3 separate regions of the Homo sapiens genome follow, and all the other regions are linked to region 1. The links are chromatin loops, found by intact Hi-C in ENCODE. Cell type or tissue: mammary epithelial cell. All regions are shown on one strand. Each heading gives the region's core, and the rest is flanking DNA. Links, peaks and the distances in the headings are about the cores only.

Region 1 (3,696 bases), core at 475-2,974:
GTGTATGTATGTTTTTCTTTTGTTCTTTGCCTAAGAGGATGTAAATTGTACTCAAGACATGTCTCCTAAAGAAATTAGATCATTTATTTGCTATTCTTTTTCAGTTTTATAACTGATAACTACTGGCAGTTGTACCTCTATTTAATTATAATTTATAACAAATAATTATGAAACAAGGGACTTATAATTTTATGTTTCCACATATTTTAAAGCATGTTCTTATAAACATTTAACTTGAGGCATGTGAGAAAGTCATATTAATACATTTTATTCTGGATCTATCAGGGTGAAGTGAGACATTTATGTACATGACATTATTCAGATTATCCTAAAAAATGTGAGATTTTACAAATTCCATCTACTTTGTACTTAATCTTTACTAACAATAATTTTATTATACACTTTTATTATATAGCTTCTTAATTATGCTGTAATTTAACTTCGAAATTGCCAATTGATTAAAGAGACATTTGCTTCAGAGTATTTTTCTTTTTGTCTGATTAAGTAAACTCTTAGCTACTATTATATTGGCCTTTGTCAATAATATAAAAATAAATATTAATTGTGGTAATTTGCACTTGAAATCATTCTGCTAATGCTAATTATAATATAACTATATAACAGCTTCATTCAAATAAACACAGCAGAGAATTGCCTACCGGCAATTATTCTGGAAATATTATTTCTTTATCATTATCATGATGATCATCTAAGTTTATAAACTAATTTCATGTATTTTTATGTAATTTGATTTATGTATCAACTGAGTGGGATTGAATGGCCAAGTGTCCCTATTTTCTGTACTTAAGAAACAGCCTCACAGAGATTGACTTGGATCTGAGGATACAGTAATAAGAGACAGAACCAGAAAGACAGCCTGAGTCAGCCTAATAATTGTTACTGTCAAGTACTGTACATATCCAGAATTTGATGTGTTATCTTAGTCAATTACAGTAAACTGCTACGACAGGAATATCCTCATTTTATAAATCAGGAAATTAATTTTCTCTGAGTCACACAGTTAACACATGGCAGTTTCTGGGTGTAATTCCAAGGTTGCCTCATATTTTGCAGATTCTTTTCCCATTAAGTCACATAGACTATAGCTTCAAGATGAGCTTATTCCCAAGTAAATATCACGTGCACTTTCGTTTCAAAGCACAGTGCTTTGAGGTAACTGCAGTTACAAGGCTATAATCCATGAAAATTAAGAGAAGTTGTCTTAATAACTATTCTGTACAACTTTTAAAAAGTAATAGGAAATAAAAGGGAAAAAATAACTTTAGGTAATGGAAAGAAATTAGAAACCCTGGCCACAAAAAGACGTGTGGTATATTAATACTGCCACTACCTGGCAAACAGATTTGAAAATTATTGTGTTATTACTAGAACAAATTGTTCTGGTGAAGTTGTCTTCAAAAGACCAACAAGAGATTACTGGTTTTTGAAAGAAACAAAGACTTACTGCCTTAGACTGTTACTTGATGGGTAAATTACTATAGGGTTTACACAAAACTTTAAAAAAATATATCATTGTGATAACTCTTTCACAGGAATCCAGGGAAGCTGATAAACAGGAACCATCATGATCTATTGCCTTACAGACGTGGAAATAGACATAATTTCACACCTCACGGCAGAGCTGAACATGAGAGATAAATGATTCGTAGACAGTGCTAAAAAATTTACATACTTGGTTATGCCTAAGAAAATAAAGCAATTAGTTCTGTAGATTTGTTACTACATGTGCCTTGGTGGTGGCAACTAAAGATTAACTTAAAAAAAAAATTCACCAGAGGGCACCAAAGAGAAAGATTCAGCTCCTAAAAAAGTCTGGTCGCGCGCACACACACACACACACACACACACACACACACACACAATTGAAGAGGCAGCTAATAATTTGGACAAATATCTGAGGTTGTTTTATGGATGTGTAAATATATAAATGCATTAGAAAGTCAAGAAATCAGAGAAATCACACACAGACAAGAATATGGAAATATGCTCAACATCACTAATCATCAGGAAAATGCAAATCAATACCACAAGTATCACCTCACATCTGTTAGAGTGGCCACAATCAGGTAAACAGAAAATAGCAAGTGTTAAGAGGATGTGAAGTAACTGGAACAGTTGTATATTTTGGGTGGTAATACCAATTGGTAGAGCCACTTATAAAAAACACTTTGGGGATGCCTCAAAAAATAGAGTTACCATATCCAGTAATCCCACTTCTGGTTATATATTCAAAAGTGTTGAAAACAGGATATTGAAGAGATATTTACTCACTCATGTTTATTATAATATGATTCACAATAGTCAAGATGTAAAGGAAACCTTAATGTCCATCAGCAGATGGATGGAAAAAGGAAATGTATATACATACAACAGATGATTATTCAGGGTTAAAATGAAGAAAATCTTATCATGTCCTACAGCCAGCATGAACTTTGTGTTGTAGAATATGCTAGGAGGAATAAACTAGTCACAAAAACACAACTACAGGATTCCCCTTCTCGAAGTATCTAAAGTAGTCAAATTCTGAGAAACTGAAAGTAGAATGGTTATTACCATGGACAAGGAGAAGGCAAAAAAAAAAAAAAAAGTGGGCACAGAGTTTTAGTTCTGCAAAATAAAAAAGTTCTAGAGATCCGTTGCACAAAATGTGCATATAGTTAATAACACTATGCATCTTTAAAATGGTTAAGATCATAAGTTTTAAAAAATTATTATTTTATTTTAAATTCAGGGCATACAATTGAAGATTTTTTACATGGGTATGTTTCAAGATGCTGAGGTTTGGAATATGATTTATTTCGTGATTCTGTCATCCAGCTAGTGAGCATAGTACCAGGTAGAGAGTTTTTCAGCCCATGACTCCCCCCATCTTCTATGAGTACCAGATTTCTATTGTTCCTGTCTTTATGTACATGTGTTTAGTTCTCACCTAAAAGTGACAACATGTGGCATTTGGTGTTCTGTCCCCATGATAATTCACTTAGGATAATGGTCTCCAGCTGCAACCCCGTTACTGCAAGGACATTTTTTGTGCTTTATTATGGCTCTGTAGTGTTCCATGGTGTATATGTACCAAGTTTTCTTTATTTAATCCACCATTGATGGGAACCTAGGTTGATTCCATGTCTTTGCTATTGTGAATAGTGCTGTTATTTTTTAACTTTTTAAAAACAGCCATTCTGACTGGTGTGAGATGGTAACCCATTGTGGTTTTAATTTTTATTTCTCTAATGATTACTGATGTTGACCATTTTTTAATGTGCTTGCTGGATGCTCATATGTTTTCTTTTGAAAAGTGTTCATGTCCTTTGCCCTTTTTCTAATGTTTTTTTTTTTCTTGTTGATTTAAGTTCCTTATAGTTTCTGGATATTAGACCTTCATTGGATACATTGTTTGTGAATATTTCCTCCTATACTGGAGGTTGTCTGTTTACTCTGCTGGTTGTTATTTTGCTTTGCAGAAGCCCTTTAGTTTAAATTAGTTCCCACCTGTCAGGTTTTATTTTTACTGGAATTGCTTTTAGGGACTCTGCCATAAATTCTTTACTAAGTCAAAATTGAGAAGGATATTTCTGAGGTTTTCTTCTAATATTTTCATAGTTCGAGGTCTTACATTTAATTGTTTAATCCACCTCAAGTTATTTTTTTGTAAGTGAAAGGTAGGGGTCCTGTTTC
Region 2 (3,696 bases), core at 660-3,159, 500 kb before region 1:
CCGATCACGCTGAAGCAAAGGTAGGTTCCCATGGTCTTGGGCAGCTCTTCCCCTGTGGCTTTGCAGGGTACAGCCCCCTTCCTGGCTGTTTTCAAGGGCTCTCACTGAGTGTGGCTTTTTCAGGTGCATAGTTCAGGCTTTCAGTGGATCTACCATTCTGGGGTCTGGAGGACAGCAGTCCTCTTCTCACAGCTCCACTAGGCAGTGCCTCAGTGGGGACTCTGTGTGTGGGCTCCCACCCCACAGTTTCCTTCAGCACTGCCCTAGCAGAGGTTCTCCATGAGGGCTTTGCCCCTGCAGCACCCCTCTGCCTGGACATCCAGGCATTTCCATACATCCTCTAAAATCTATGTGGAGGTTCCCAAACCTCAATTCTTGACTTCTGTGCACCCGCAGGTCCAACATCATGGGTAAGACACCAAGACTTGGAGCTTGTACCCTCTGAAGCAAAGGCCTGAGCTGTAGGTTTGTCTCTTTTAGTGACAGCTGAAGTGCCTGGGACACAGGGCACCAAGTCCCAAGGCTGCACACAGCAGAGGGTCCCTGAACTCAGCCCAGGAAACCATTTGTCCCTTCTAGCCCTCCGGACCTGTGATGGGTGGAGTTGTCATGAAGATCTCTGACATGGTCTGGAGACATTTTCCCCATTGTCTTGATGACTAACATTTGGTTCCTCATTACTTATGCAAATTTCTGCAGCTGCCTTGAATTTCTCCCCAGAAGATGGAGTTTTCTTTTCTACCACATCATGCAAATTTTCCAAACTTTTATGCTCTGCTTCCTCTTGAATACTTTGACACTTAGAAATTTATTTTGCCAGATACCCTAAATCATCTCTCTCAAGTTCAAAGTTCCATAGACCTCTAGGGCAGGGGTTAAATGCCACAAGTCTCTTTGCATAGTCCTTTAGTCCTTACACTAGATTTATGCCTGGATTTCATATCATAATTACAGTGTCAGCCTATTTTGAATTTCTTTGCATACTTACTTTTACCAGTGGGTTTCACACCTTCAAATCTTTTCTTTTTGCACATTAGTGTTTTTGTCTTTGAGAATGAAGAATTCCCTTGAGCATTTCTTGTAAGATGAGTCTGGTGGTTATGAATTCCCTCAGCTTTTGTTTGTCTGAAAAAGACTTTATTTCTCTTCCATCTTTGAAGTGTATTTTTGTAGGGTCCAAAATTCTCAGTTGGCAGTGTTTGATTGTGCTTCCAGCACTTTGAATATTTCATCCCACTCCCTCCTGGCCTGTATAGTTGTTGTTGAGAAGTCTGTTGTCAGATGAATTGGATCTCCTTTATATGTTATTTGCCTCTCTCCTCTTGCTGCTTTTAAGATTCTCTCTTTGTTCTTGATTTTTGAGAGTTTGATTATTATATGCCTTAGATTAGTCTCATTTGGGTTTAATTTATTTGGTGACCTATGGTCTTCCTGTAGGTTTATAACTTTCTTAAGTTTCAAAAAGTGTTCTATTATTATTTCTTTAAACAAGCTTTCTCCCCTTTGCTCTTACTCCAATCCCACTTGAACAACAATAATTCTTAGATTTGCTCTTTTGAGGTAATTGTCTATATCTTGTAGGCATTCCTCATTCCTTTCCACTTTTTTCTTTTCTTTCCTCTGACTGTGTATTTTCCAATAGCTTGTCTTTGAGTTAACTGATTGTTTGCTTGATCCAGTCTGCTTTTTGAGATCTTCTAAGAAATTTTTCAGTATAGCAAATATATTTCTTATATCCAGGATTTTTAAATTATTTTATTTAAACCTCTGTTAAATTTCTCTGATAGATTTCTGAGTTGCTTTTCTGTGTAATTTTAGAGATCACTGAATTTTCTTAAAGTTTCTATTTTGAATTCTTGACGAGAGAGCTTGCCTGTCACCACCTCATTATAGTCTGTCTCTGGTTTCTTGCTTTGTCTACTTTGAGAGATCACAGTTCTCTGCTTGTTATTGTTTATTGTGGATAGAAATCTATGCCTTCACATGCAGGGATATGTTATTTATTCTATGCAGGTATAAGTTATTTATTCTAGTGTTCTCTATCTTGTTTTTCTTTTTATTAGTTATGTTTGCTTAGCAATTTCTTTGCAACATACCATTGCAACTCACCATTTAATGTCTTTTTTGCTAAGTCACTGCCTTGTTTTTAGCACTAGATGGCACTTTAAGTTCAGGTTTGCCTCTGCTCCAGTAAATTTCAAAGTGCTGTTCATCCTGAATTGGGGAGGTCCCAAAGGGAATATCCTGGCAGTGTGGAAAGGCTGATTAGGGGTTTATGTTCGGGGGACTTGTGTAACATAGTGCCTATAGCATGGTGCTGCTGAACAGCTACTCTGATTTGGTGGTTTCTTTGGCTGAGATATAGAGCAGTGTTTTCCAGTTTGGAGACAGTAATCCCACCTCCCCTTTGTCTCCAGCTGTCATCAGGAATTTTTATCCCTTTAGGCACTTGTGAGGCTTTCTGTCAGTTGAGGCAGGGACAGGCCTTTTGCCAGCAAATTCAACATGGTGGGTAAGCTGGTTGTCCATCTCTATCTCAATTTTTTTTTTTTAGTATAGTAACTGTGAGTCAGGGGAAAATTTTCTGCACTCTTGGGGCCTAGCAGATTGGGGGAAGGGTGTTGTGGATCAAAAGTTTGATTCTCTTACAGTCTGCATGAATTTTTTTTAACCTTTCTTTGGCTCCCACAACTGTCTCATTTTCATATTTGAGTTCTGGAATATTGCTGGTGATAATCTCAGCACTATATATTTGTTTTTGGTTTTCTGTGGGTGGAGGAGTGAAGCCAACTCACTTCTACTCTGCCATTTGGTTCTCATTTCTTTAACTTTCAGAAATATTTTTGACATTTAGGTGCTGTATTTTACGTAGATGTAGACTACAGAACTGTGTTCAAACTAGGACATTTGTTTTACCGTATGCTAATATATTCACTTGTTTGGGTTACATTTTTCAATCAATTTTCATGTTAAAAATAAGGTTTAATATAAACAGGCAGAACCCAGGAGTTGGTGGACACAATGCATATTAAGATATTTAGATTCTTCCTTACATGCCCAAATATCTGATTTACAAATTTATGCAAAACCTTTCTGATTTAGATTCAATGCAATTTTCATTTTAATGAAAGAGACTGGGAAGTCTTTTTTTGTTGTTTTGTTATATCACTACTTAATACAGTAGAAATAGGCAACTATATATTGCTATAAAATGTTTTATCCAGTTTGGTATTATAAGAATTAATGATTCCTACAATAATAAAATTCTTCTTAAAATAGTATTTACATTTCATGTGTAAACATTCTTGCTCGACTCTCCTTTATTTGATGAAATTTTCTTCGCCTTCTAAATACTCTTGACCTACAGATGCCAAATAATTCTTCTGTTATCAGATATTGGAGTTGTAATTCTTTTTTCTTCATTCATTTCTCTTTTTTTCTTAGTTTTAAGTAAGTTTTAAATAATCTGTGCTTTTAAACCAAGAATCTAGAAGAACATATCTGAGAATCAACAATCCCAATATATTTACCCATATTGTCTCAAATTCTCCTTTTAAAAAGTTACATGAAACAAAAATCAAGTTACCTTATGGTAAGTTACAATGGTAATTAGCGTTTTCTAGTTCTTATTATGTTGCTGTGTCATGGAACTTGTTTCCTGCTGTAGATCGTCAAAGAAAAATTTGGAGGACAGAA
Region 3 (3,696 bases), core at 660-3,159, 170 kb after region 1:
TTTGGCTATGTGGTCTTGGAAAAACAAAGAATGTAATGAAGAGAGAAGAATGAAGTAGGCATGTAGAAAAGGCATCAAGAGACAGAAAGCAAATTCTTATTAGACTCAGAGTTACATCTCATGCCCAGCTGTCTGCATTCCTTCCCTTAATTTCTTTTTTTTTAAAACGTTTATTTTATAGGTTCAGGGGTACATGCACAAGTTTGTTATATAGATAAATTGCATGTCTTGGGAGGCTGGTGTACAGATTATTTCACCACTCAGGTAATAAACATAATACCTGATAGGTAGTTTTTTGATCCTCACCCTTCTCTCACCCTCCACCCTCAAGTAGGACCGAGTGTCTCTGGTTCTCTTCCTAATTTCTGTAAGATATTTTGATATTCTTATAACAAATTTCTGAGTTTTCTTATTTTATTTTAGGAGTGATATTGTTTTATTCATCTTAAAATTTTAAACTTTAAATTCACATTACGAAGTGATCTCTTTCAAAGTTGGTTGATAGCATTTTTAACAGCCTTTAATGTCTGTCCTATATGTATTCAGCTAATCAGAAAATTGTCATGTGATAGTACTTGTGGACCATAATTTATTTAAAGTTGATCAAATTTAAAGTCGATAATACAGTCCACTTGAAGACAATTTATTTTTTGTACTTTGGTATGCAAATATATATGTACATATTATATATATAATATTTCCAAATTAAATGTTAAGATATTAATCCTCTGACATCTTAAATAAAATAAATATCAAACATAATGTGTAAATTTCATTTGTGGTGGAAAGGTCATTAAAAAATGTAAGAAAAAAATAGCCAGCCATGGTGGCCCACACCTGTAATTCCAGCAGTCTGGGAGGCCAAAGTGGGTGGATTGCTTAAGCCCAGAAGTTCAAGATTAGCCTGCATAATATACTGAGACCCTGTCTCTACACACACACACACACACACACAAAAGTAGCCAGGCTTGGTGGTGTATGACTGTAGTGCTAGCTACTTGGGAGCCTGAGGCAAGAAGATCACTTGAGCCTGTGAGGTTGAGGCTGCAGTGAGCCACTGATCATGCCACTGCACTCTAGCCTGGGAGAGACTGAGGTATGATTGTGCTACTCCACTCCAACCTGGGTGACAGAGCAAGGTTAGAAAAAAAAAATTGAAAAAGAAAAAAAGGAAAGAAAAAAATAGTCCTGTTTTAACCGTGTAGATATGCTCTTTGCTTAACCATTTCATTCAGTTATCCCTACTGTTAACCAAGTCCCATAGTAAACAATTATTTAATGATTAAATCCTCTGATGATTTCAAAATAAAACTCGGGCCATTCTCAACTGTAAGGACTGTGGCAAAAATAATTCTCACAAAACTTCCTCTTTAGTCACATAGTGTTCTAAAGCATTTAAAAAAAAGGTAAGGGATGTTTTATTTCCATCTGGGTCAGGTGTGAAGGTCAGTGCTATAGAAAATGGTAGGAGGCACATTCAGCAATATTTTTCCTTTTCTTTTTTAACGTTCAAAAGCAAGTATAGAATCCACCTACACAAGAGACTTTGTTCAGAGTTATTTGATTTGGATTCCTACTGTGCAATGACACATTGCCTAACTATGTGCTGGGGCAGAGAAATTGAGTATGAAGTTGTGGTGAGCTGTGGTCAGGCCTGGCCACAGAAAACCCATGGGTGGACATAAAGAAAAAAACTTCTCATCACTGACGCATGAATGTAGATAAGAAGAGAGTGATACTGCATAGACGAAGCCAAAATTTCCAGGCCTGTAACCCTAACACGAAGTCTGGTAAACATGGCCTGATAAAAGGTTTGTTTTCAGTTATTTTAGTACTTAGACTTTTCATGTGTAGACATGAGTCCACAGACTTTCTGACTTAGTGGACTGAGACTCCTACAACTGAGTTGTGGAAATCATAACACTTTGCACACAGCTGCATGAGACACAAGGAAAAATGATAGCCCTGTTCAAACACCTATATGCTACCTGTTTGCAACTTTGCACTAATTTTTAGCCGCTTTAAGAGTAAGTCCGTATAAAAGTAGTTTGAAACAAATCCAAATTGACATTATTTCCTCTCCTTTTATGCGTAATGACTCTGTGATCTGCCCAAATGAAGGAGATTTATATTATATTTTTCCTGTTACACACACACACACCTTCACACAAATACATGCACACACATACTCACTGTCTTTTTACAATGTCTTTGGAAACAGGTAGAAGAAAGTATTAATACTATATGTGTCATGCCTGTAGTGCTAGCTACGTGGGAGGCTGAGGCAAGAGGATCACTTGAGCCTGTGAGGTTGACGCTGCAGTGAGCCATTGATCATGCCACCACACTCTAGTCTGGGAGAGAATGAGCTATGATTGTGCTACTCCAATGAGCTATGATTCTGCTACTTTGGGTATGAAAAATACAGTAAATGGGCTTCATTTGAAGTCTTTCTTAGATGTGTAAGTGAGATGATTCTGGGCCATTATATTTTGCTCACATGGTATCTCCTTGGCCTAGAGGGTCAGAGTCTCTAGATCACAGATGCATCTTCCTTCCATGTATGAGGATCAGGAAGAGTTCTCACAGTGCACTTATGAGTAAAGATCACAACAGTGTAAAGTGCTTTCTTCCAAGATAGGCGTTAACTAACTTCCTTCCTTCCTTCTTTCCTTCCTTCCTTCCTCCTTCCCTCCCTCCCTCCCTTTCTCTTTCTTCCTTTCTTCTTTCCTTCCGTCTATCTGTCCTTCCTTCCTTTCTTCTCTCTCTCCTCCTTCCTTCCTTCTCCGTTTCTCCTTTCTTTCTTTCTTTTTCCTTTTAAATGACCTATGTAAATGTCAAATAAGTGCCAAGTATTAATAGAGTTAACATTTATTGAGTATTTGGCATCATGCATTTTTAATTATTAATTTATTAAATAATAAAAAGTAAACCACTATTATCCTCAATTTGCAAATGAAGTTATTAAGATACTAGAAAATATATTTCTTACCATGATCAAAGAGCTAGAAGTTATTAGAGACAAAGTTTTGATGTGCTGATTAATATAAACTCAGAGAAGTAGAAGTTTGAACTAGAATTTGAAAGAAGATGCCTGCCTTCAGGATATGAGCTCCTAACCAGTATTTGATGCTGCCTTTAAAGGTTGTTGAATTCCCATATTATCAAGCAAGATATTTTGTGCCCATATTACAGATAAGGAAATCTGAAACCTAAGCGATGATGTCATCCTCTCTTTGTTACTAAGTTATTAAATAGTACAACTGGAACTTAAACTCAGGTTTGTCTGACTCCAACGAGAGCAGCAGAGTACTGTATTACTGTTCATTTGGCTAGCTGATGTGACATATTTTGATTTGTCCAATTATTATGATGATGTTGAATTTTCTTCAACTTCATTTTCCTCCCGGGACATGATTGCAATAATGCACCAGTGCAGATGAGTCAGAAAAGTAGAAGAAAAATCATTGTTTATATAAACATTTCAGGAATCTTGAGTATAAAAATAATAATTTTAATCCCAATATTAATGATTTCCTGAAAGATTTCCAGGCAATGACAATAAGGAAAAAAATAAAGGAAATTTGCTTCACTTGACATAAAATAGATGAAAGCTGTTTAACTAGGAAAAAAACATAGGCATATAGGTCAATGTGGAAAAAAAAATAGAGAACTATAAGAAAGAAAGAAATGACA

The links. A loop is a pair of places that touch in the nucleus more often than their neighbours do. Peaks named below come from ENCODE experiments on the same cell type or tissue, not always from the same donor. Only the 100,000 strongest peaks of a DNase experiment are listed, where the experiment ranks them.
Region 2: a loop joins it to region 1, with 13 times the contacts of the local background. A loop is called at or near these places in 5 of 110 quality-filtered maps.
Region 3: it touches region 1 in a loop (10-fold over the local background); 12 of 110 quality-filtered maps call a loop at or near these places.

What each region holds. Positions count from the first base shown.
Region 1 is chr9:31,302,076-31,305,771 of GRCh38, reverse strand. No RefSeq gene overlaps it. Among named protein-coding and RNA genes, the nearest start is that of LINC01243, 78 kb to the left of the region's middle. In mammary epithelial cell, for the core only: a CTCF peak has its summit at 1,808 (motif pointing right); a DNase peak (open chromatin) is centred at 1,021; H3K27ac peaks cover 1,505 bases.
Region 2 is chr9:31,798,667-31,802,362 of GRCh38, reverse strand. No RefSeq gene overlaps it. Among named protein-coding and RNA genes, the nearest start is that of LINC01243, 420 kb to the right of the region's middle. In mammary epithelial cell, for the core only: a CTCF peak has its summit at 2,157 (motif pointing right); no DNase peak of the experiment used is centred there.
Region 3 is chr9:31,135,327-31,139,022 of GRCh38, reverse strand. No RefSeq gene overlaps it. Among named protein-coding and RNA genes, the nearest start is that of LINC01243, 240 kb to the left of the region's middle. In mammary epithelial cell, for the core only: no CTCF peak of the experiment used is centred there; DNase peaks (open chromatin) are centred at 1,022 and 1,672; H3K27ac peaks cover 1,810 bases.